2 separate regions of the Homo sapiens genome follow, and region 2 is linked to region 1. Evidence: read pairs that join two places in POLR2A ChIA-PET (ENCODE). Cell type or tissue: K562. All regions are shown on one strand.

Evidence for each region. ChIA-PET counts read pairs that join two places held together with the same protein. Peaks named below come from ENCODE experiments on the same cell type or tissue, not always from the same donor. Only the 100,000 strongest peaks of a DNase experiment are listed, where the experiment ranks them.
Region 2: POLR2A ChIA-PET joins it to region 1 with 5 read pairs; 4 of 35 experiments call an interaction of 5 or more read pairs at or near these places.

Annotation. Positions count from the first base shown.
Region 1 is chr11:66,640,167-66,645,166 of GRCh38, reverse strand. All of the region lies in intron 1 of RBM14-RBM4 (RBM14-RBM4 readthrough), which reads right to left. RBM4 (RNA binding motif protein 4) reads right to left here. Exons shown (of 4, transcript NM_002896.4): 3 at 1,027-1,717. The coding sequence ends at 1,035. Among named protein-coding and RNA genes, the nearest start is that of RBM4, 4.0 kb to the right of the region's middle. RefSeq lists an enhancer at 1,360-1,883. In K562, no CTCF peak of the experiment used is centred here; no DNase peak of the experiment used is centred here; H3K4me3 peaks cover 768 bases.
Region 2 is chr11:66,699,353-66,704,352 of GRCh38, reverse strand. It overlaps SPTBN2 (spectrin beta, non-erythrocytic 2), which reads left to right. Exons shown (of 38, transcript NM_006946.4): 16 at 2,632-2,769; 17 at 3,071-3,827; 18 at 4,745-4,947. Among named protein-coding and RNA genes, the nearest start is that of RBM4B, 24 kb to the right of the region's middle. In K562, no CTCF peak of the experiment used is centred here; a DNase peak (open chromatin) is centred at 2,402; H3K4me3 peaks cover 1,033 bases.

The sequences.
Region 1 (5,000 bases):
AAAAAGCCAGCGGACTCAGGGTAGAGCTGCTGGCTCAAGAGTATTAAATGCCCAAAACAGCTAGTGAGAAGATGAAGAAGGGAGTGATTTGCTTATGGCAAAGCTCCCAACCCTGGATTTCAACATTACCAAAGGAGTAAAATTAACAGGTGTGCCTGCATTCTTAAAACATATACCCTGAGAAAGTAGATGATGTCAAAACTAGAACTGTGGGAATAGTTACTTAAAAAAAAAAAAAACCCTAAGTAAGTGACAGGCTGGGCTGTTATAGGACAGACTGAAAGATATAGCAATGGAGTGGGCACTCTATTCAGGGAATAAATCTGAGCTGGGCAGAGAAGGTGAGTGTTAGCATCTATGCCCAGACTTCCTTGTGGAACTTTATAAAAGATAAGTTTTGTATTTCTCTCTACCCCAACTTACCATCAAATAAGTTCTATAAAACTCATAAGGGTTGAACGGTTCAGGAATGTCAGAAATACGCTTCAAGATTAAGATGATGCCATTTTGGTAGTCTTCTTAGTAACTGGGACCTGAGCAGTGATGACCAGTTAACTACAGTTATGGACTTTATCATCAGGGGTCATATCAGAACTTTCACACAGCACAAAACAGAATAGGAAACTTGAAGACCTTAGGAATGTCGCACACGTAGGAAACTTAACAAAGGCTCTAAGAAACAAAACACCTGAGCCTGAACGTGTGGGTCCCCAGGTAAGGTTCAATTATAGTATAGTACATAGGTGACCCAAGATTCACCAGCACATCATTCTTTATTTTTCTAGGCACAAATAGAATCAAATTGACTCCCACTACCAGAAGCCCTGAAAAATAGCCATGAGGGCCAAGGAACTCTATGTATTTTAAAGTTAAGCAGTTAGGACTTCTCTCTAGCCTGTGAGCCATCCTAGTAACCTTCCCCTAACCCTGCAAAAGCAAGCAAGCAAGCAGGGCAGCCTAATTGGAGCCCTTTAGGCTGCAGGAGGGATGGCAAAACCAGAAGAGGGAACACCCCACCCCTCTCACCTCAAGCTTTAAAAGGCTGAGTACCGCGCCCGATCGGCATACTGCTCCCGCTCATACCGGGCCATGTCGTACAGAGAATTCCGCGCGGCTGCTGAAGCTTGGGACAACTCACTCTCATGCCCGTAACCGTAGCCCTCTCCAACAGTGGGGACTGGGGCTGTAGCGCGACGCAGGGGGCTCCGATCCCGCCCGTAATATGAAGTGGAAGCTGCAGTAACAGCAGCAGCGGCTGCTGCTGCAGCAGCAGCTGTGGCAGCAGCTCCTGAGGTCGGCAACAGGTGTCTATCGTAGGGATCGAGAGAGGTGGAGGTGAGGTGACTGGCCATGGCTGTATTCTGGACTTGTGGCAGCTGGGACAGGGTCTGCTCTGCGTAATTATACACGGAGGCAGCTGCAGCTGCCACTGCCTCATAGGACCGGGCAGCACGGCAGCGCTTGTAGTAGGCATCGAGCGCTCCGTACGCGTTGTTGTAATACAATGAATCCCCATAGCTCATGGTGTAAGGCGTACGCACTGCTCCGTATTGCTCATTATATTGCTCGGTCAAGTCTGCCACGCGGCCTGAACGATCTATCGGACACTCTTTGGACCAGTGCCCCTCTTTCCCGCACCGATAGCAGCCGCTCTGGTCTCCCATCCCGGGCGCAGTCCTAAGCCGGCTGGTGGACAACTGCACGTGCATTCGTTTGCCTTGAAGAAACAGACGCAAGAAGGGTTGCTATCACTCTTAGTCATAGCCCCAGCCCCTACCCCAGACACTGGTCATAGCAATGGCTTTATCTAGACAATTCTAATGCAGGACTCATCTTTAGGAAAAGATAAAAAGGAAAAAAAAAAAAGACTCAACATATAGATTCAGTATAATGACCTGATTTCAGGAAAAGACCACTTAGATGAAGAAATATTTCAGCTATAACAACAGTTTAAATGCTTAAGAAATAAACTACTCTTGCTCCAATCATCTCCAAACAGGTAAAAATCATCTCCAAACAGCGGCTCAAAGTCAAAAGAAGTCAAAGTAAGAAACAGTGCCCAAGTCTTTTCTGACACCTCCAATCCTTACTAGCAAGATGGATTTTCATTAAGCAAAGGAATATAAGTAAAGGCCAGTTCTCCACCCTCCTCAAAAAATTTAAAAGAACCGAATAAAAGACTCCAATGATTACCACTATTAAAGAATGATCTAGACTCAATCCACAGCTGAATGTGGCAAGCAAATCTCAAGGTACATCTCTGGAAAAACCCTCATGAACTGGGGAGACAGAGGGGCACAACAAGTTGAAGGACAGACTTCTCCCTTAACTGGGCCCTTTAAACTGCTGGTTCTGATCATTGCTTTAACGAGGATTCTTTACAATCTGACAGTTAATTTTAGTGACCCTCTACTAGGGTCAAAGGCAAACAGGGCAAAAACAGGACAGATTGTTCTCAAATGCCTGAAATTTTAGAATACTGTAAAAAACATGGAAGAAAACGTGCCTGAGGAAAGTGGAGAATAACTAGTTATACTAGTCAGTGGACCAAACTGCTCAGTTTAAGCAGAATTAAAGTACTTCTCCTGCAACTACATATCTGAGAGCGTAACTAAGAACATACACCTAATATTTTTCCTGAAAATTAAAATTTGCATTCTGGAAATGAAAAGTATTACTTCTGAAAATGTAATAAAAGCAGAAACTTTTCTAGAAAAGTTAAAACTAAGTTTTAGTAAGTCTCTACAGAAGCAATTTCTACCTAACATGATCTACCAGCTTACTGGTAAGCAAAATTCAGAAGAGATCCAAATCCTGCAAAAACTTCCCAATGCAATTGGTTATGATGCACCTAAACATACACCTGTCAAAGGAGTAAATGGTCAAAAGCAAGGGAGAGTCAACAAATGGATCCTCTAACATTAGAGAAAGTGGTAAACACACAATTTTCCTTGCAAAATTAATGTTAGATTCTGGGAGACCAGAAAACACAATAGGGAAACGGGGGTGGAAGGAACAAAATATCAAGGAGGTCTACACAGCTGGAAGTTTAGGTTGCAGGTTATTAAAAGAGAGTAGATATGCAATTATGCACTTAAGTGCCTTAAAGTGCTAGCTTGTCTCTGGCATTTGCCCAGGGGGCCACTTTGGCACCTAACAAAACCAGAGAAAACAAGTGCAACTAAGCAAGCAACTATGCACATTCCAGACATAAAGATCATTAATAAACGCCTTAATCTAAGGATCTGTTGGTTCTAACGCCAGAAAAAGAAGTTAAATTTTAAAAAATATCTAAAAGAGATTTTAAGTGGGCAAGCAATAGAGAAGATACCCAACACTGAGAAACGGAAAGGAAAAAAGACCACCCTAATAACTACTGCTCATCAATATACATCTATAATTCTACCAGAACAGTATTAAGAAATGAGAAACGCCAATATTACATAAAATAAGGTAAAAATAACTAAGCATAGGTTAGTGTCAGGGGACCTAGGGTTCAGACACCCAGAGTTTTATATAAGGATAATTTGTCCTGAATCAAGACCACACTGTCCTCTCCTTAAACCTAACTGCTACAAGCAGACACCACCTCTTCTGACTGGGCTGAAGTGTGGGAAACAGTCCAAAAATTAGGTATCACACCATAAACCCTCCACAAGAGCAACCTTTGCTCTCAATTAAGTTGTTGACAAAATAATTCTCAACTTGCCAATTAAAAAAAAGAAAGCAAACTAGACCTGAGAGACCTGTGTCACTTTTCTTTACTAACGCACAGCAATGCCCATGACACAGGGCACCCATTACTAGGGGAAATAATGATCAGACTCTCAGCTCTAAAAAAGCCCAATTTAAGGGAAATGGACGCCAAAGGCAGCAATGACTCTTAACAAAGGTAGTACCCAGAAAAAGAATCGGCAAACTACACTGTCAGAACACAGGTTTGAAATATAGCAAGGAGTCACGGAAATACTCCATAATTTGAATAAGGCTTTTTTTATTTTTTATTATTTTTGTTCAGTCCTGCTTAATTAAGCTAAAAAAGGACACCACTCTTTTTGACACTGGGAACCCAAAGGAGGTGAAAGAAGAGTTCAGATAGCAACTCACCATGATCACCACCCCTGAACTGCCACTGTTGCTTCAGACCTCAGATTTTGGAATATTTGCGTTCTACGTACCATTTTAGCATCCCAAATCTGAAAATTCAAAATCCAAAATGCTCTAACAAGCATTTCCTTTGAGCAACATGTAGGCATTCAAAATGCTGGGGATTTGAGATGCTTCCAAATGAAGTGACAATCCACATATCACCCATGCTGCCCTCCAGGCACAAAAGATTCATTTGGTTAAGACTCCAAGATAACACAAATCTAAGTGCTCTATTCACCAAAATCTTATAAAGTCCAGCCCCCCAAACCAATGAAAAGACAGTCATTACCGCCCCTAAAACCCCAGTGCCTCCTCCCCAGGAAGTCCTAAAATCAGCCTTGTAATTCTAGAGTGGCCTTAAACTCAAAATACAATCCCTTGGTACAGGTATAATATAAAAGCAACAAGAGCTGTAACCCTTTAAAGAGTTTGTGTAAGGTAGGACAGCTTAACAAGGATTCTGGTCCTATAAGTGTCGCTTGACATGTTTTTGAGAGGTTCTTCACGTAAAATGCAGAATTCTGATCCTGTGCTGAGGGCAATAAATTCAGAGTGAGGAACTCTGAACTGTGCTCTACTACAAAAAAATAAAAAATAAAAAAGGCCCAGTAACTCAGAAAGCCTTCAAAGAAAAGGGTTTCTGCACTGATAAGCACAAAAGCCGTAGGGGCTCCAAATAAAAGGTGAGTGGCTTTTCTCCAGGAGACATTTGCCTAAGGTAAAGCCCCTAAGTCCCATGCATTCTACATCATAAGAAGTCCATCACCCACACTTATTTCTTCATCACCAGCCAGCCAACAGCTGTTATCTTTACCAAACCTCTCCTTTTACTTATCCAACCATTTTCTGCA
Region 2 (5,000 bases), 59 kb before region 1:
CCTTTTAAAAAGCAAATCCCCAAGATTAGCACATCCCTCCTACCTTCTTCAGGGTGTGCCCTTTAAGAAATACAAGGAAGCGGCCGGGCACGGTGGCTCACACCTGTAATCCCAGCACTTTGGGAGGCCGAGGCAGGCGGATCACGAGGTCAGGAGGTCGAGACCATCCTGGCTAACATGGTGAAACGCTGTCTCAACTAAAAATACAAAAAATTAGCCGGGCACAGTGGGGGGCGCCTGTAGTCCCAGCTACTCGGGAGGCTGAGGCAGGAGACTGGCATGAACCTGGGAGGCGGAGCTTGCAGTGAGCCGAGATCGTGCCACTGCTCTCCAGCCTTGGCGACAGAGCGAGACTGTCTCAAAAAAAAAAAAAAAAAAAAGAAAAGAAATACGAGGAAGCATTCTTACCTACAATATATTATTTTCAAATTGTCTGTGTGGACTTAAAATAGCTGAGGCTTTGAAGTTATAAACCTTTTAGACAGAGACACTAAAATAGTTTTATTTACAGAATAAATCTTCAAATCATTTATTCAATAATAAATCTTAAAAATTTTTTTATAGAACCACAATACCATTATCACATAGAACAAAATTAGGAATTTCTTTTTTTTTTGAGATGGAGTCTCACTCTGTCACCCAGGCTGGAGCGCAGTGGTGCGATCTCGGCTCACTGCATGCTCTGCCTCCCGGGTTCCAGCGATTCTCCTGCCTCAGCCTCCCAAGTAGCTGGGACTACAGGCACCCACCACCATGCCCAGCTAATTTTTTGTATTTTTTTATTAGTAGAGACAGGGTTTCACCATGTTAGCGAGGATGGTCTCGATCTCCTGACCTCGTGATCCACCCGGCTTGGCCTCCCAAAGTACTGGGATTACAGGCATGAGCCACTGCGCCGGGTCAGGAATTTCTTGATATGATCTATGATCAATGTGTAATCAAATTTCCTGGTGTTTAAAAAAATATAATTAGGTCAGGCCTGGTGGCTCACACCTGTAATCCCAGCACTTTGGGAGGCCAAGGCAGGAGTATCACTTGATTCCAAGAGTTCATAACCAGCCTGGGCAACATAGTGAGACTCCACCTCTACAAAATTTTTTTTTTAATTAGCCAGGCATGGTGGCAGGCGCCTGTAGTCCCAGCTACTGGGGAGGCTGAGGCAGGAGGATTGCTTGAGCCCAGAGGTCGAGGCTGCAGTGAGCTGAGATCGTGCCACTGCACTCCAACCTGGGTGACAGAGTAAGACCCTGTCTCAAAAAAATAAATAAAAATAAAAATGTAATTAAAGATTTTTTTTAGTTTTCAAGGTATCCTAATGTAGAGGTTAACAAACTGCAACCCTTGGGCCAAATCCAGCCTGCTGCCTGTTTCTGTAAATAAAGTTTTTTTTGGTTTTTTTTTTTTTTTTTTTTTTTGAGACGGAGTCTTGCTCTGTCCCCCAGGCTGGAGTGCAGTGGCACAATCTTGGCTCACTGCAAGCTCCGCCGCCCGGGTTCACGCCATTCTCCTGCCTCAGCCTCCCAAGTAGCTGGGACTACAGGCACCCGCCACCACACCTGGCTAATTTTTTGTATTTTTAGTAGAGACGAGGTTTCACCGTGTTAGCCAGGATGGTCTCGATCTCCTGACCTTGTGATCCACCCATCTCAGCCTCCCAAAGTGCTGGGATTACAGGCGTGAGCCACCATGCCCGGTCTGTAAATAAAGTTTTACTGGAACAGAGCTACACTCGCCCTTTTGCGTATTGCCCGTGGCTGCTTTCAGGCTACAGCAGCAGGGCTGAATAGTTGCCGCAGCAGCTGCATGGCTCACGAAGCCTATAATATTTACCATCAAGCCCTTCACAGAAAACATTTGCAGACCCTGCCCTATTAGAACATCAAATGTCGGCCAGGCGAGGTGGCTCACGCCTGTAATCCCAGCACTTTGGGAGGCCAAGGCGGGTGGAGCATGAGGTCAGGAGTTCAAGACCAGCCTGGCCAAGATAGTGAAACACCCGTCTCCACCAAAAATACAAAAATTAGCTAGGCTTGGTGGCGGGCACCTGTAATCCCAGCTATTCGGGAAGCGGAGGCAGAAAATTGCTTGAACCCGGGAGGCGGAGGTTGCAGTGAGTCGAGATTGCACCACTACACTCCAGCCTGGGTGACAGAGCGAGACTCCATCTCAAAAACAAAACATAAAATGTCCCTGGAAGAAGTTATCCTTCACATTTTCATCACTCAGACAAATATTTTTGGTTATTACTTCATTTTCTAACACATATTAGTGGGATGAGACCCAGATAGGCAGCTAAGGGGGAAGTCCCAGGAGGCTGAGCAGCTCTGATAAAGGGTTGGCCCCATGCCAGGGTCTAGTTTGACTTGTGTGTCTGTTCCTGACCTTTACCTTTCACCATCTTTTGAGCATTTCTAGCGATGACAGTTATTCTGCTTGTTTTGGGGGAGTTGTGGGTTCCTTCCTTGATGCACAGATACTATGAACCTCATAGGCTGAGAGGCAGAGAGACTCCTGCAGATAAGCCTCCTGGTGAAGGAGACACCCTCCTGGGTGTTTAAGAGAGGTGGACTTAGGTGGACTGGGCACATCGCTGCCTCCCACAATTCACGCCTGGCTCTTCCACCCTCTCAGGTTCGAGACCCTGGAGCCTGAAATGAACACCCTTGCAGCACAAATCACCGCGGTGAATGACATTGCCGAGCAGTTACTGAAGGCCAACCCCCCAGGCAAAGACCGCATTGTCAACACCCAGGAGCAGCTCAACCACAGGTGGGTTTGGGAGGGCAGGACCAGGAAACTGACAGAAAAATGAAGCAATGGGGATGGCAGTGAGAGGCAGGTTTTGTAGGGCCTGGAAGGGTGGCTACAAAGGAGGAAGCAAACCAGTCTGGAATATGTTGGGGAAGGAAAAAGGATGAAAGAGATGAGAGAGGGGGTCAAGGTGGTCTGAAGCGGCTGCTGGCCAGAAAGGGAGGAGTGAAGGGGAGCTACCAAGAGAGAGAGAAGCAGGGAAGAAGCTTCCAAACAGGCCTGGCCAGGGCAGGAAGCTGAACCTTCCCCCTGCTCTCAGGTGGCAGCAGTTTCGGCGTCTGGCAGACGGCAAGAAGGCAGCTCTCACCTCAGCCCTGAGCATCCAGAACTACCACTTAGAGTGCACGGAGACCCAGGCCTGGATGAGAGAGAAGACCAAAGTCATCGAGTCCACCCAGGGCCTAGGCAACGATCTGGCTGGGGTGCTGGCCCTGCAGCGCAAGCTGGCCGGCACGGAGCGGGACCTGGAGGCCATCGCCGCCCGGGTGGGCGAACTGACTCGAGAGGCAAATGCCCTGGCTGCCGGCCATCCCGCTCAGGCAGTGGCCATCAACGCCCGGCTGAGAGAGGTGCAGACCGGCTGGGAGGACCTCAGGGCCACCATGCGGCGTCGAGAAGAGTCGCTGGGGGAGGCGCGGCGGCTGCAGGACTTCTTGCGCAGCTTGGATGACTTCCAGGCCTGGCTAGGCCGCACTCAGACTGCTGTGGCCTCTGAAGAAGGGCCGGCCACCCTGCCTGAGGCAGAGGCCCTCCTGGCCCAACATGCAGCCCTGCGGGGAGAGGTGGAGCGGGCCCAGAGCGAGTATAGCCGGCTGCGAGCCCTGGGCGAGGAGGTGACCCGGGACCAGGCTGACCCCCAGTGCCTCTTCCTACGACAGCGACTGGAGGCCCTGGGAACTGGCTGGGAGGAGCTGGGCCGAATGTGGGAGAGCCGGCAAGGTCGCCTGGCCCAGGCCCACGGCTTCCAGGGATTCCTGCGGGATGCTCGTCAGGCTGAGGGCGTGCTCAGCAGCCAGGTGAAAGTCCAGGGCAAAGTCCCAAGCAGGAGGAAGAGCAAAGTAGGGACCCGGGGAAATGTGAAGGAGCAGGATGGGCAGGAAGGACATGCTAGCAAAATGGGGCAGCGCAGTGGTTCACACCTGAAATTCCAGCACTTTGGGAGGCCAAAGTAGGAGGATCACTTGAGGCTGAGAATATCCAGACCAACCTGGGCAACATGGCAAGACCTTGTCTCTACAAAAAAATTTTTTTAAGAAAATAGAAGAATTTTTTAAAAAGAAAAATGGGAGCCAGACAGGATGGCTCACACTTGTACTCCCAGTATTTTGGGAGGCCGAGGCAGGAGAATAACTTGAGCTCAGGAGTTTGAGACCAGCCTGGGCAACATAGTGAGACCCCCATCTCTATGAAAAAAAAAAATTAACTGGACATGGTGGTGCATGCCTGTAGCTCCAGCTACTGGGGAGGCTGAGGCTGGTGGATCACTGGAGCCAGGAGTTTGAGGCTGCAGTGAGCTATGATATGCCACTGCACTCCAACCTGGGCCACAGAATGAAACCCTCTCTCAAAAAAAAGAAAAAGAAAAAAGAAGGAAAAATGAGAATGAAAAAGACGTGAATATAATTTACTAAAACTGACTTTAGAAGAAATAGAAAGCCCAGTTTGTCATGTAACTGTTAAATGGAATCAGGAGCTAGAAGTGAGATAGAACAGGATTTGGGCTGGGGAATGGAAGGTCCTTCCCACCCAGCTTCCCTGTGACTTTCTGAGGCTCCCATGCTGGCTGGCAGCCTCCCTGTCTTCAGAGCTCTCTGGGCTACCCTCCCTGTCTGCTTGTTGGTCCCTACCTCTCAGATTTGCCCCTGGGTGGGTCCCTCCTAGGGGGGTGAATTGTGCTGGGGAAAATGAGCTGAATGTCATCCCTCCCACACAGGAATATGTTCTGTCTCACACGGAGATGCCAGGGACACTCCAGGCTGCTGATGCTGCCATTAAAAAACTGGAGGACTTCATGAGCACCATGGACGCCAATGGGGAACGGATCCACGGGCTCCTGGAGGCTGGCCGCCAGCTGGTATCTGAAGGCAACATCCACGCCGACAAGATTCGGGAAAAGGCAGACTCCATTGAGAGGAGGTCTGATGAGGACAGTCCATGAATTAGGGTTCCCAGGGGGGAATCGGAGAAAC